2 separate regions of the Mus musculus genome follow, and region 2 is linked to region 1. Evidence: chromatin loops called from intact Hi-C (ENCODE). Cell type or tissue: left cerebral cortex. All regions are shown on one strand.

Evidence for each region. Hi-C counts contacts between places; a loop is a spot of excess contacts. Peaks named below come from ENCODE experiments on the same cell type or tissue, not always from the same donor. Only the 100,000 strongest peaks of a DNase experiment are listed, where the experiment ranks them.
Region 2: a loop joins it to region 1, with 2.1 times the contacts of the local background. A loop is called at or near these places in 2 of 42 quality-filtered maps.

What each region holds. Positions count from the first base shown.
Region 1 is chr5:27,412,993-27,420,992 of GRCm38, forward strand. All of the region lies in intron 3 of Dpp6 (dipeptidylpeptidase 6), which reads left to right. Among named protein-coding and RNA genes, the nearest start is that of Gm52769, 83 kb to the right of the region's middle. In left cerebral cortex, a CTCF peak has its summit at 3,781 (motif pointing left); DNase peaks (open chromatin) are centred at 282, 1,745, 3,088, 3,759 and 2 more places.
Region 2 is chr5:27,196,327-27,204,326 of GRCm38, forward strand. All of the region lies in intron 1 of Dpp6 (dipeptidylpeptidase 6), which reads left to right. Among named protein-coding and RNA genes, the nearest start is that of Dpp6, 150 kb to the left of the region's middle. In left cerebral cortex, a CTCF peak has its summit at 4,846; DNase peaks (open chromatin) are centred at 2,797, 4,474 and 7,070; H3K27ac peaks cover 330 bases.

The DNA.
Region 1 (8,000 bases):
AGAAAAAGGACTCTTAATGACTAAACTGCTGAGTCATCTCTACAGCCCTACATTGTAAATTTTTTTAAAAAAGAACTTAAAATCAGAGAATAAATTCTGTTTTAGAATCACACATGGACCAGGATATGATCCTTAAGCCCTGAGTACAGGTGTGATCAGTTCCCCCCCTCCCCCACTTGGCTTTTGTGGCATGTTCTGCTTTGTGGGTTGGATTCCTTCCAGTGTGGCACTGCCAGATTCCTAGGTGGTGAGGTAAGCCACGAAGCCATGAGGGCTTTGGCAGGGTTCCCATGTTATCTGCGTACAAGACTAGATCATAGAACTTCAATGAAAGGCATAGCGTAAGAAACAGTATCAGCTCAGGACCCCTGAGACCAAGTTCTCAGCACAAAGGAGATTTAGTTGCTCCAAGAGAACAGAGGGCAGGAGTAAGGGACAAAGTCAAGGAGATAGAGAATGAGGGAGAAGGGAAAGGGAATAAGGGAGAGAGGAGAAAAGGAGGAAGGGGAAGGGAGAACTGCTCTGGATAGAGAGAAGGCAGGCAGCAATGGCCCATAGTAAAAAGCTGGTTTATCAAGGTAAAAGAGGAAATACCCTGTTGACATGAGATGTTTAATTTTAATTGGACACATTAATTAGATGATCCAAAGGGGGTTTTTGATTGCTGGAGCTTCACTACTTTGATAGACAGACCTTGGTTGTCAGTTTCAGGAGGAGGAAGAGGCCAAATAAAGGAATAGACCTTGATCTATTCTTTAGGAAATGTAATCTAATGATTTTTAGCAAGGCAGAGGGAATGTGGAAGAAGGGCAAGGCCTGCTGGAGCCATACACTTGTCCCTTCACATTGTATTCAGCTCAGTATTAGCAACAAACTTTTGTAGTGACATATCACACAGACAACCTGGCACATAGGGTCTTCACATCTGAAAGAAAGATTCTCTCATCAGATATTTATACAATTGTCCTTAAAAGATGGACAGATGGATACCTTGCAGGTTCTAGTCCTTGTTAACAGGGACTCCTGGGGAAAGAGGGAGCTAGACTATTTGCTAAGAGATTCTAAGTCCAGTGTTCTCTCTTTATCCTGCCTTCTCCCAGCCAGACAGCTCCATGCATGCATGCTCATGCTCACCCCACCAGCACCAAGAATAATTGTGGGAAATGGCAAGACATAGTCCTTCCTCTCTCCCTGCAGACTGCAGAGAGGATCTCTTACTATGTTAACACAGCGAATCCCCAGATAGACTGAGAGTTCAAATAAAGGGTAGCTTGGGCACCTGGAAGCCTAAAGAGTCCCATGGGGTGACATTAACATCAAAGTGGTTTCTGAACATAGTTAGGACTTTGCCAAGGGGAAATGGTTGCTGACTTAAATAGGAGGGAGAAACTTGAGACATAAAGAAGGCCAAAGCATATGTGGCTTATCGGATACTGATCCACACAATTGGTTTGGCTTAAGGCTAAAATATTCAAAGAGACTAGCAGAAACCAGACCTCAGTGAGGTCATCAGATATTGGACTCCATGTATAGGATGCTCCTCTGGGCATTGGGGCTCTGATGGTCTCTGATGGTCTCTAGGTGGTCCAACTTGCCTGCTGCTTTCTTTGGGCGATGAGGGTAGACAGTTGGTAAGAGCTATGTTGGGGTTTGGGTGTGAAACTTTCCCACTGGCAAGTGTTTGAACATTTGGTCTCTAGCTGTTTTTTGAAAGTGGTGAATCTTGCTGGTGGTGGAAGCGTGTCACTGAGAGCTAGCCTTGGGGTTTGCTAGCTCAATTCCACTTCCTGCCCACACTCTGCTTCTTGACTGTGGGTATAATGTGACCAGCTGCCTCAGCTCTTGCCTTCACGCCTTTCCCAACCATGGTGGTTGTAACTCCTCCAACTGTGAGCCAAGTAAACCCTTGCTCTCCTAGGATGCTTCTTATCAAGGATTTGGTCACAGTCAAGAAAAAAGCAGCAAATACAAGCTAGGGAAGAACATGTTGCCACAGACTGTTGTTCCCTAGTGGTTCTCTGAGGCGATCTCTGGGCAAATAAAATGTCTTAGGCAAGGCTTCAGGTAGGAATCTAAGACATACACATAAACAGCAGGTGGAGAAAAGAGACAGGAGAGCAGGTTTTCACTGGAGCTGTGCTTGCAGGCTTGGCTAATAAGCATTTGAAATCTACCTGCTGCAAGAGGGCAAATCCCCTCTCCATGGGCCTGATCATAGGAAGCCCAGGCCAGAACACATGCTCATAGTAGACACTTTACAAGGCATAGTCTCAGATTTTCAGACAAGATTCTCACAGGTATATATCTTCAATTTTAATGAGCTACCTATGATCCGTTAAGGATTTCAATCTCTCTCCCCCTCTCTCTCTCTGGAATAAACATTAGCAAACTTAATTTATTCTAGCAAAAATATAAACAAAAATGGGTCTCTAAAAAGCATTCCCTATAATCCTTTTTCTCAGACTCCAAGCTAGCAAATTTTCTGCCTAAAAGGGATAAATTAATTTTGGAAAAGTAAGATGAAGAAGCAATGAACAGGAAAGTTATAAAGATTCACTTATTGTGACTAACTTGACCCAAAGGGGTATCGGGAGCCCAGGGGTTTTGCTAACTGAGAACTGGCGTGTGGTGGCGGGTCCTGTGATTTGTAGCAACTTTCCCTGGAGGCAGCTTTAGCAGTACTGTCCCCTGAAGGCCAAGGAAGTTGTGCATGTGGGCACAGAGCCAGCAGAAAATGCAAGCTCCTGTATGCCCGTCTAAGGACAGGATCCTCTATTCCACTGTAAGCTTCACTATTTGAAGAGGCAAAGAGCCTGCTCAGACCTGGCCCATCACACATGCCTTGAGTGGATCTGAAGGGACTCAAAGCCCACTTCTTACCACTCACAAAGAAGCTCTGAGAGATTGGTAGAAGCTGTCCTTAATGTGGCTTTGAAGGACTGAGTGGCAAAGAAATTGCTGCACAATCATAGAGACCTGAGCTGGGTTCCCTGGTACCCACATAAAAGCTGATCATGCTGGAATATGTCCAAAACCCTATTGCTGGGAAGGTAGAGACAGAACACTTGCTGGCCAGCCAGTCTGGCCATACTAGTGAGCTCAAGGAACAAAACCAAGGTAGAAAAGAACGCTTGACTGTGACCGTGACCTTTGACCTCTACAGGTATTTACACACATACATGCAGATCCACATGCTCACATGTATGGGATGACTGCACATATGACATATATGAATGGAAACACACAGAACAGGTATTACTTTGAAATGAAAAGAATGAGCATCTGGGGGTGGGGAGTTGTGGTTCAGCTTCTGGTAGGTGCAAAGAACACAGTTAAAAATGTTAATCTCCCTGGAATTTTGTACTAGAAATTACAAAATAGAATCTAGTCTCCTAGTTTGATATTCGTTAAAGGGCAGTTTGTCCCCCATTGATTTTTAAGCCTTATGTCTCAATTCTTTTCTACAGAAAAGCTTCTCACTAAGATTCACATAGAGAGGGGTTAGAGAGATGGCTTAACAGTTAAGCGCACAGCTGCTCTTCTCAAGGACCTGGGTTCGACTCCTACCTCACATCTATCATGACTCCTGTCCTAGGAAAGCAGACTCCCTCCTGATGTGCCGGTGTCCGTGGGGAAGACGGGGTTTTAGACCCAATGTGCTTCACTTAAGAACAAATAATAAAATATCATTTTGGCTGAATTTTATCTGCTTCCCAAGTCCCCTTGTTCAGTCTCTCAGTACCCTTTTAGGCCCAGAGCATTTTATGAACTAATGCCCTCTAGTGGCTAAGGATGCACTTAGCAAGGGCAACATTTTAGTCTGGCTGGAGAATTGACTGTAAGGTCAGCACTTAAAAGCTCTATGGCCTCACTGAAGATGTTTGTGTTGTATGTGTTGGGCAAATAGTCATGAAGAGAGATACTATCCAGCTTGTCAACGGGGCATGTAATTTCTTGATCACTGGCTTATTAATTCACTTATTAATATATAACGTTGCCCTGGGTATAAGTTTAGCTGCCTGTCATTTATAATAATGTTAATGATGTGACATACTATCATTTGCACAAGAACTCTGCCTTCTGCCAAAGCTGAAGGCTCTGATAATTATCTTTTGAGATGCAGTTAGGTGTGATGGAGGAGTGCAGGAAAGGTTAAGTCAGGTGACCCACAGACAGGACCTAATTTTGCAGGGAAAAAAAAAATCACACTTGTCTCACTTTTTTTTTTTTTTTTTTTTTGTCCCACAGATCATTACAGCCCCAAAGCTCAGGATCATATTTCTCAAAATGTGAATTAAACAATCCCTCTCAAATTAGCCCTCCTTAACTAAAAATAAGGAATCAGGTGGGTTTGATAGTTTAAAGGACAGAAGGAGAGTGAATGGACAGAAGGCTTCCCCCTACTCTGCTCACGTTGCTGTGGAACCCATTAAAATGAGATCATTTGCAGCTTGAAGTTTGCTGTTTTAAATCCTCCATATGTGTTGCAGAGCCCACAGGTTGGTCCGTGCAGTCAAAGTGAGAGAATGCAAAAGCAAGTTCTTTATGTGGTTAAAAACAGGCATTGAGAACAGTCCCAGATTGCCATCAGAGAACTAGGACTGTCAGGCATGGCACTCGTCACTATGTCAGTGCAAGCTGACTCTCGTGCTCACATCGCCATCTGCCCTGACATGGACGCCCAGGGCTGGAAGGCACTCTCACTACCTTCACGGTCCTCTCACTCAGTCTTTGCAGGATAGATCTGTGACCTCCCATACAAGTAAATGTTTCTTTTTAGAATTGATGTATATCACAGAAAAGCCATGGAGAGCACAGCGCTCCCTTATGCCAGCGCCCAGCTTCTCTGATGTTGCCTTCTGCATCAGCATGATGCACTTACCACAGTTAACAAATGGGACTAACTAAAATGTAATCTTTTTTCACATTTCCTTAACCTTTAGCTATTATGTTCCAACACACACACACACACACACACACAGACACAGACACACACAGACACACACACACACACACACACACACACACACACACAGACACAGACACACACAGACACACAGACACACACACACACACACAGACACAGACACACACAGACACACACACACACACACACACACACACACACACACAGACACAGACACACACAGACACACACACACACACACACACACACAGACACAGACACACACAGACACACACACACACACACACACACACACACAGACACAGACACACACAGACACACACACACACACACACACACACACACACACACACACACACACAGGAATCCCATCCACAGTATCCAGATGCCTTTAATCCCCATGTCTCCCTAAGGTCTTCTTTCTGTGATATCTTCTCAGACATTCTTAATATTATATATTATCCAGGTTGATTGCCTCTCTTAAACCCCCATTGCATTGTTGAAATAAGTCTCACTTAGCTATGGTATATAATTGTCTTTAGGTTCTTGGGCTTGGTGTATTGTTATGGAAGCATTGTGGCTACATTCCTAAGCAGATAACTGTCTGCAGTTTTCCTTTGATCTGGTATTTCTTGCTGGAACAGGCTTTATAAAATATTCTTAGTTTGTACTTGGAAGTATGTTAGTTTATTTGAAGGCTTAGCTGGCTGGCTACACCACTGTTGGTTGATAGTCTTCCCATAGTGTTCTGGGTCCCATCCCACTGCCCTAGGAACACCACAGCTAATGATTCAGAATCTGCTGCTAACCCTATTGACACTTCAGTAAACAAGATGGGTCACCTTCCCCTCACTGCCAACAGAATTCACACTTTGTCTTTTGACAGTTTGCTCACAAGATTTCTAGGTGTCTTGGTTTGGGTTTCATTGCTGCAAAGAATTGGTTTTTCCTTTTTAAGGTATTTTTTAGTAAGGTCTTATTACTTCAGCTATTGCCACCACTTCAGTAATTCCTGTGTTAAACAATTGTCACTGGTTATTTCCAAGGACTTCCCCAAGGAAAAGGCCATTTGCAGTGAGCCTGGGCTGAGTCAGCTCACAGAACAATCATACTCCAAGCTTAGGTTGGAGTCAAATCACTGCAGACAACCAGCTAGAGGGCATCTGAGGAGCCCCACGCATGCTCCCTTTCCCCCTCCAGCAGCTTGTAGGCTACCATCTTCATAGCCCCACTGCTGTAAGGATGCACTGCTGTAAGGATGCAAGCCTTCTAAGGAGTTAGAAGAAGCAGATGGAAAAAAAAAAAAACAGCTTAAAATGCCCAATGCTCTCCCATGACTGAAGATAGGTCTCTCTTTCTCTCTCTCTCTCTCTCTCTCTCTCTCTCTCCTCTGTGTGTGTGTGTGTGTGTGTGTGTGTGTGTGTGTGTGTGTGTGTGTGAATGTTCCTCAGATTGTTATACAAAGATCACTGTACGATTGCTGAGGTTTTGGAAAGTCACCTTGACAGTATTAGAGAGGACTGGTTTTTCAGACTTTCAAAGGTCACCCTGGGCCGTCTGGATGTGACTCCTCCCTCTATGGAATCACATAGATTCTTTCCACAACTCCAATGCACCTGATGTTGAAGCGTACCCAGAGTTCTCTGCTTCCCAACGACACTTGCACAAACTGATAGAATATCTTAAAATTTCACAAACTCCTCTGCTGCAAGAAGCGGGTTATTTGAAGATAGCAGCTTTTAAATATGTATGAAGCTGTATGTTTTAAAGCTACTCACTGTCTCCTTTACGGTAGTACCATTACCTGAAGAAAAAGACTCTGAGGCATTTATTCCACAATTTTGGGACACCTGGTTCTGTAGGGAGCAACATCCTCCTGATGTATACACTTGTACTTTATTTGACTAATATATCACATTGATGATGTCACTATGGTCACATAGCTAAATTCCTCTATTTAACCTATATAACCATGGCTCCCTGAAAACCTGCAAGATGGATCTGCACCGTCATAGACTGGCTGACCCTAGGCCACTAACCTATTTAAAAGTAATTTCTCTTGAGTTCTCTTCTATGCAGAATGCTGAAGGAAACAAAACAAAACAAAACAAAACAAGAAAGCTGCCACTAGCAAAAAACCAAACAAACAAACAAACAAAAACCCCAAAGATTCTTCCAGGCATAGCACAGGTGGAGCACGTCTTCAATCGCAGCACTGAGGAGGCTGAGGCAGGCAGATCTCTGTGTGTTTGAGGCCAGCCTGGTCTACAGAGTAAGTTTTAGAGGCAGGCTGGGGCTCAAAGAGACTTAGACTTCGAGAGAAATTAATGGAGACCAAGACGACGTTCCTGTTCAAGGACCACGAGTTTACTAAGAGAGTGTGCTTATGAAGGGGGAAGGCCCATGATCCCTGTCACTCCCAACACCCTGTAGAAGTCTCTTGGTTTGATCTGGAGGTAACTATGGAAAGGCACCATTAGAACTGTTCCATCTGGTCAGTTAAAACAGTAAATGGAAATTCCAACTCTCATCCCATACCAACAGGGAAGGGCAGAGCCTCCTTAAAATGCGCTCTGTGAGATTAGAAATTAAAGGTCCCAAGTTTTGAGTTTGAGACCACACCAAGTTCACTACAGACTCCAGAAGATGCAGAAATTGCTTTCCAAATGAACACATGTATCAGCTGACCTCCTGAGGCTTCTTCCCTTATAGCCTCTCAGTGTGAGCACAAGAGGCCATGCCACATCTTCATTATCAAAAGGACTTTAAGCTGAGTGATTGAAGGTTAGAGCACTAATGGAATGATGGAGACTTTTTTAAATGGACCTTTGTACACTGGAAAATACTTAGAAAGCATACTCCAATAAAGAGACTCAAGAACACTCAATGTACTTAAACCTTAAAGCACAGTGATACTTACAAGAAGGGAGAGTGCTTGCAGACTTTATGCCGGTGGTTTCAAAGGAGTTTATGGGCATAGATAAATGGGAGTCTTCAGGCATTCTGAACCAAGGATGCAATGTGAGCACAGGTCAATCCTATGAGGGCACATCAGGCAGAAGCAGGTCTGGAA
Region 2 (8,000 bases), 220 kb before region 1:
TGGAGAGAGGTACCAAGTTAAAAGACACCATGATGTGGAATCAACCTAACAAGGTAAACCCTAGACACCAGCTTGAGAAGAGACAAGATGCAGGCAACAGCTCCATCTTGTACTTTGAGTGATCACAGAACTCCACTTGTGGGGATAGCCCACCCTCTGTGTACTGGAACATGCCCCCATGTTCCCCAAATCAAATTCAATACTTTATTTTTCACAAAACACAGCATTAAACTGAGACATAACTGTCTCATTAAATTTGCTGTGTACATTAAGTTAAGCAATGATCAGAGAGTGAACACTCTTAAGTCCCTCAATGGATTTTGAAACTTCCCCAAGTTAAGCAGCACTGAACATGGGCTGCTTGACTGTGCAGAGCCAATGAGTGCCGGCAGTTTCCTGCAGTGAAGGGGCAGGGGTATCTGCAGCAGACAACTGGCCCTTAGTTGGAAGTCTTTTGAAAGCATCTTGACTTCAGAGCAAGTAATCATACGTGATAAATTGCCCTTACAGTTGTTATCCCTTGATTTTTGAAAAAATAAAAATACACTCAGAAAATACAAGTTTTTTGAGAATCATTTATAAAATGTTAAGCAAAGGGTTTCTTTTCAGAGGGGCTAGAATACAGATAGGTGAAGTCTGCCTTGGGGCTGGGTAGTAGCAAGGAACTCTGGGTTCCATCCCTGGCACTTCATAGAAAAGGCAGATGGAGTGATAGATTTTACGATGGAACTTGGGCTAACACTTGTCAAAGAATGAGTTAGGACATTCAACACACACACACACACACACACACACACACACAGAGAGAGAGAGAGAGAGAGAGAGAGAGAGAGAGAGAGAGAGAGATACCCTCTCACATCTTTTCCTTGTGTATCATTTTCTCATACAACTAAAACCAGAACTAGCATATGGCCCAGCTGTCTCACTTCTGTGTTTGTGTCCATCCAGAGGGAATCATCTGAACCTCAGAGATGAGCTGTGCTCTGTATTCATTTACAATGTCCTACCACTCCTGGTAGCCAAGATATGCTGATGCCCCGAATAACCTCAATAGATGAATGGATGGGTGAATGAGTGGGTGGATGGATGGATGGATGGATGGATGGATGGATGGGTGGGTGAGTGAATGGGTGAATGGGTGGATGGGTGGATGGATGGAGAAATTCATGAACATAATAATGGAGTACTGTTCAGCCCTGCAAAGAAGGAAAACCCTGCCCTGTGTCCTAGGATGAATGAGTAAAGGACATGTGTAGTTGGGTGGGTCAGATCCAGAGGCAAGTACTTCAGGACTTTACTCGATCTAAGAGTTGAAATGGTCTTTCTCAGAGAAGAAGCAAGTGAAATGGTGGCTGCTGGACTGGGGTAGGGGAAGAGGAGCTGCTGTTCAGGCATTGGGTTTGAGAACTTCTGACCTGCTGCCCAGTGTGGGGCCTCTTCACTCTGTCCTGAAGTGTGTTGTTAGGAGAGAAGAACATGGATTACCTGTTCTTAGCAGCACACCAGGAGTAAATCCAGTTAAAACATCCTAGCAGAGGACCCTAAGTGAGTCCTTCCCCACTATCCAGCTTCCCTACCCAAGCCATCTTCCTAACCTTTGGCTCCTCCTCCTGCCAGTCCCTTCTCCCATGCTTTGCCCTCCCTCTCATTTGTCAGCTTCTCCTCCTGTCCCTCATCTCTGTCTAATGTCACTTAGCCCCTCATTCTGTTTCTGGCCTCTCTCCCCTAAGGTTCCTCTCCCATCCACTTGCACACTTCTTTATCCCTTGGCCCCTCTGTACCCTCTGGACTATGATAGGCTGTCACCCACAAATGAGATGGGCCAGATGAGACAGTGGCCCTATGAATTGTAAGCAGGTACCTCTATTCACCTCTTAGACCACCAGGAAAATCTGGGAGGTCCAGGGCCCTCTGGGATACTTTTGATCCCAGATCTTGGCTCTCTTTTCCCTCACAGTTGCAATTTATTTAACCTGCTTAGAAATTTCAGGAGGAAAGTAAGTGGATGCAGAATCAATAGCGATGAGCTGTCTCCCATCCAGAATTACCCCAAGGGATTTCTTTTCCTTACCCTGCTAGGAACAGCAGATTCAAAAGCTATCGTTACAAACTCTGCAGTCTGAGTCTAATAGAACTAATAATCCAATGGGGTCCTCAGATCAATAATTCTCAAATTGGTTTTTGGAGCCCAGTAATTCCCAGAGTGCACTTCAGGCTGACTTTAACACTTTTTATTTGTAGATGATCAGGGGTGATTTCTGTGCCAGTGGAAGATACCAAAAGGAGACTTCCAACACTAGAGTTGGAAGCCCTGCCTGCTGGGATGCCCCCGGCCAGCCACTGGATCTTTCCTCTGAGTCTTTCCTTTGTTAGGTGATACTCTTGTTTAATTAATTTCATCATTTACAGTGTATTTACTATCTATGAAAAGACCTATACTTGGTTGTAAGAGAGGAACAAAAACAATTGTCAAGAATTTTGCTCCAAACAACCCATTATTTTTGTTTGCTTGGTTTTGCTTTTCTTTATTCCTGTACATTTCCTGTGAGTACACAGCATACCTCAGTCACATTCACTTCTCACATACTCCCTCCAGCTCCCTCTCAGTAGCCATCAACTGCCAACAGCTCCTCAGCCAGGAGTTGGGCATGTGAGCCCCACCTACATGAGCATCAAGACTAAACAAGGGTGATAACCATGTAACAGATTTCACACTAACATGTGTGTGTGTGTGTGTTTAAAATGATATGCACATCCACATTGTCATGAAGGAAAATACATTATGATCCCCATTCAGTGTAGAGTGTAGCTACTTAGCGTTTTCTCAGTTTTGACTTTTGTAAGGCATCTTATGATTCAGACTATGGATCTCATCCAGATTCTTCTTCTCCATCCAGCTCTTCCATTATGTTCTACTCTGCTTTGAACCTGAACAATGTTGGAACCCTAGGTTCCTAATATAATCTTCTCTTCTCAGGGTTGTGGGTAGCTTCTGATGTTTGATGCAAGTCACACATGATCTTAGCACCACCATTCAGAACAGTAGTTCTACCAGAAAGCAGCACGAGCACTACCCAAGAAGCCAGAGCCAGTAGTACTCAAATTCCAGGGCTGGGCATCATCACTTGAAGGGAGATGATCACCATGACCTAGGCAGTGTCTCCTTCCCTTGTGGTCCAAGACACAGTAAAGGATGCTGGGGAAGGAGGAAGATCTGTCAAGAGTCATAATTCAGGGCTCCTGACACTATGTGTGAGCATGTTCTAAGTGTCCCAAAGGGGATCTATGCTCCTTGAAGGGCATCAGTTTGAAATGCCAGAATCACAGTGTTATGCAGCAGGACACTTTGGCTGGGATCTCTCAGTGAAACAGCAAGAATAGGAATAAGGAAAAGTAGTTCTACCAGAGAGCAGCATGAACCCTACACAAGAAGTTAGAGCCAGTAGTGCTCAAATCAGGCGGGTAGGCAGCATTGCAGAGCTAGGCACAAGGGTTGTGCTGACATCAGATGGTCAACACAGGCCTTGTGGCAAGATAAGTTCAATGGCCAATCACCCAATGGAGCAGGAGACAGAGCCAGTCAAGCACCCATAAAGACATGGACCTGAAGTCAGAGGGAAGCCCCAGCACTGAGTCCTTTCAGAGGCAGAGGGACTAGTGATGGGGAAAGAAGTACAGACAGTAGGTTCATTCTGAGTATGGTTCAGGTTCATTGAAAGACTTAGAAAGACTAATGACACACGTGAATTTTTACATCATTCTTGCCCTTTCTGTGATGCTTTTGCGTAGGTACCATTGTGGGAATTACCACAACTAACTTGCTCACATACCCTGAAGATTTTGAAATATGCCAACAGAGGTATCAGGAAAATTTATCATGAAACTGCCTGGTGGCCATGTGATAGGACCCCCATCCTCACCCAGCAGGTGACTCAAGATCCATTCATGTTGTATTTTGGATGCAGTGGCAGAAATCAGGACTGAGAATGAACCATAGTTGGATAGAACACAATGGTGGCATGAAAGGGAGAAGTGAGATACAATGGGTGCAGATGGAAACAGAATCCATGGATGCTTGTGAGCCAGCAAGGATGATATCCACAACAGTAAATAACAAAAGACACTCAGAGACAGGAACAAATAGTTGGTGATATCCTCTTACTACCCCCCCCCACACACACACACACACTCACTCACTGAGGCAGGGAGGAGATTTTGTGTGTGTGTGTGTGTGTGTGTGTGTGTGTGTGTGTGTGTGTGTGTGTGTTCTTTTTGTCCAGGCTTTTAATAGCCTTCACACATCACACCTGCATGGCCCACATTAAGCATCTGTTTCTCCTTCTTCGTTGGTGTCTTGATGCTGCCAAGCACAGGGAAGATAGGCAGCAGCCAGCCCAACACATCTGAGCTCAATTAAACACATTGCAGAAGGACTGCAGATGGAAATAAATGATGGGGAGTAGCAGAGAAGCCAGGAACCCAAAGTGCTGACATCTTGAGGAGACTCTCAAGTTCCTCTCACTATTTATGTGACAAATCACCAACCTTGTTGCTGGTGATAAAAATAAGGCACTGCCAGCCACTGTGTTTTGAAGGGGGAAAGTGGCTAAAATTCTCTCACTGAGAAGGAAACTGGTGTGAGAGGGAATCTAGAGAGAGAGAGGTCTGCCAGATGGAAACTGGAGAGCCCTGGAAGAGCTGGAAAGCATCCTTTGAGAAACAGAGAGAGTGGCATTTCTGATGATTTTGGGAGTAGAAGAGGTGGTTAGATGGGAGGGAGGGACTTCTGGAAGCATCCTTTGCCTTGCTGATCCAGTGATAACAACATAGCATCTTCAGTCTCAGCCTCTAGGGGCAGCACACCAGCAGCCTGTGCTTCATGTCTAGTCAGATAAGCAATGGCCTTTCTGCTATGAGCATGGCTGTGTTCACCCACAGTTCACACAGAGACTCCTGGCCTGCCTTAGAGATGTCACCTGCCCAGGTCACATCGTTTTTGTACATATGGGCCCCAGTCCATCTGACATCTGTTCTAGTACAAAGAAGGATTCATTCAGATTCACAGCTAGACAAAGCATGGCAGCGCTTTGTGCAGATGGAGACGAGCTCTATAACTTTCTCTCTGATTTCTCCACTCCAACCTACTTTTACCAGAGCAAATTTAACATGGCCCCAATGTAAGTATGAAAAATATGTATACAAATGGAAGTTAATCCTAAATGTATTAGCTTTAAAAAATTCTTTAGAATGTAATTTTTAACTTTGTGTGCTATACTAGTTAATGTTCTGGTTGCTGTGACAAAAACAACTGGATGAAAGAGAGTTTATTTGGGTTCATGATTCAAAGATACAGTCCATCATGGTGGGAAGGCGAGGAGGTAGGGGTGTGGGGCAGCTGCTCACATCACATCCTTAGGCAGGAGGCAGGGGTGTGAAGCAGCTGCTCACATCACATCCTGAGGCAGGAGGTAGGGGTGTGGGGCAGCTGCTCACATCACATCCTGAGGCAGGAGACAGAAGGATGCATTCTTAACTTCTACTCACTCTTTTTTTTTTAATTTAATTGTATTCCACAGCCCATGGGATGGTGATGCACATCTTCAGGGTAGTTATTCTTCCTCAGTTAAGTCTCTCTGGAAACGCCTTCATAGACACACCCAAGTGTCTGTTGACCCATTGCACATACTAATGAGATGTGCTTCTTTTAACAACAACAAAAAAAAAAAATACAACCTGGCTAAAAACTTGATGCTTCAGGACATAGGGCATTTTCGACACTTCTTAGAGTTAATCGATATTTTGATTGTATAATCATTAATGCTCAAAACACTGCTTTGAGTAAGTACACAGTACAAAATGGCAGAGATAAGTTTAGGGCTATTTTAGAAATGGTTGGAAAGTCTATCCTAATCCCAAACCAAAACTTCTTTTAGTGTTTTTATATGAAACTCAAGTCAGCAAATGAAACAGCAGTTTTTACAATCAACACACCACCACAAGATAACTAAATGAGGTGCTGTGTCTGGAGCTGCATACTGAGGGAGATGGTGGTGAATGCTGAAAGTTGTTGCTTTCTGGAAGTAAACCTCTGCTTCTAGAAGAGTGGAAAACCATGTGTAGGCACTAAAAGGCCTGCAGCTCAGAACACAGTCTCTTAACTCCAAGAGCATTCCCAAGGAGAGATGGTGTACACAGCATGGGTGCATGTTGTGTGCTCAGAATCAAGGCTGAAGTGATGCCATGTCTGCAGCACTGAGAAATGCTTCTAGAAAGAGCTTGGTTTCACTGCATGCTTGATTCTCCACTAACTTTTGTTTGTGAAGCAGAAACCTGTCTGTGTTACCCAGTTTTTCATGAATCTCTTTTTAGTTATATTACAACTGGGATAGCAATGCACACTTTAGGAAGCTTCGGTTTAGATAATGCATCTGCTATAAACCAAGAGGTTCCAAATGACCTTCACTGACTGCCAACAGCAGAAAGAGGCCTGGGACCATCCTCCCTGGTCTCAGAAGGAACCAGCCCTGATGTCACCTTTAGACTTCTAGTCCCTGGACTATGAGGAGAGTTTCCTGCTGAGGTCATCCTCTGGTGAGGTGTGCTACAGTGGTGAGGAAACCATACATTAGAGAAGCATCCAGCAATGCAAAGCAGAACATTTCCTATACAATAGGCATCGTGGCCAGGAATGCATAGAGAAAGGAAAGAGGTAGGTCTGACATACTGTGGAAATTTTTCTTGGAAGAATGAAGATGGCTTCTCAGGATATGGGAGGTTGAACTAGGAAGAAAGAAGAGAGAATGGGGTTGTTTCTAAACCCTTCACTGTCCAGTCAGCCCTTCACAGTGGGGTGACAGAGTGTAGGGGTACCCAATTAGAAGCTGAAAAGACTGCCACACCCATGGTCCTTTTCATGGTAGACTTCAACATAGACAGCAGCAGAAAGAAGGTGACAGGTGGGGAGCCAGACTGTTTGGTGGTGTGGCTCTGTGACTTTGCCATGGCCAGATGGAACAGCCTGGTTTGACAACCTGTGTGTGGCATGTGATGTTGGGAATCAGGGAGTGTTCCTGTTTCCATGACAATGAGATGCTGTGCCTCTGTACTAAGAGTTCCACAGAAAGATATAGGAATAATCAGTGACCTTTAGCATATCTCTATTTTTAGTTTCCTAGACACTTGTCCCCAAAGCTGCATTTCTCTTCCTGGATCACGAAGCCCAGATGGTTCTCAGTGCGTTTGCTTGAGGCATCTATTTCTGGATCTCCAGCCACACCATTAGCTGGGGACTTTGTCTGTAATCCCTTACCTGGGCACACCCTGGATTCACATCCTATCCTCTACCCCCAGACAGACTGTCTGGAGATCTAGCCTGTTGGAAAGGGACAGCAGGGGTCTGGGTCATTCTTTTCATTTAATAGGTGATAAAGTTACAAGAGACAGGTAATAGGGTCATTCACAATGACTGATCTACGCATAGAGATGCCAGTAATGTGGGATCACACATCACCTAGGGCTTCTAATTCCTAATCTATCTCTTATGTGCGAAATGGGAAGTTTGAGCTCCCCAGAGTCTTGACTGGTAATCCAGACATGCCTAGGCTGTAGTTCTGTCTCCCCAAGGCCTCAGGTGAGCTGGCCTCACAATGACCCACAGGAAGACAGTGTGACCTGCTCTTACAGGCCCAGGGCCCAGTTCCCCAAGGCTGATTCCCAAGACCCTTTTAGAAACAGGCCGGCCTCAGTGCTGCCCTTTACCTTTCTGAAAACCTCTGCCGTGGGGGCAAGAAGGTCAGCCACTAGTGGGTCCTACACATTGGGCTTCTGATGTCCTGGAAAATGCTCTAGATTTGATTTGTATGCCATAGAACTCAGGCATCTGAAGTATTCAATTCAGAGTTTAAAAGTAGACTCACGTGGTGCACCAACCATTACCACAATCAATTCTAGGACTTACACAAGAAAGAGGTTGGGGCAGTAAGTGGTCACTCTCCTGCCCC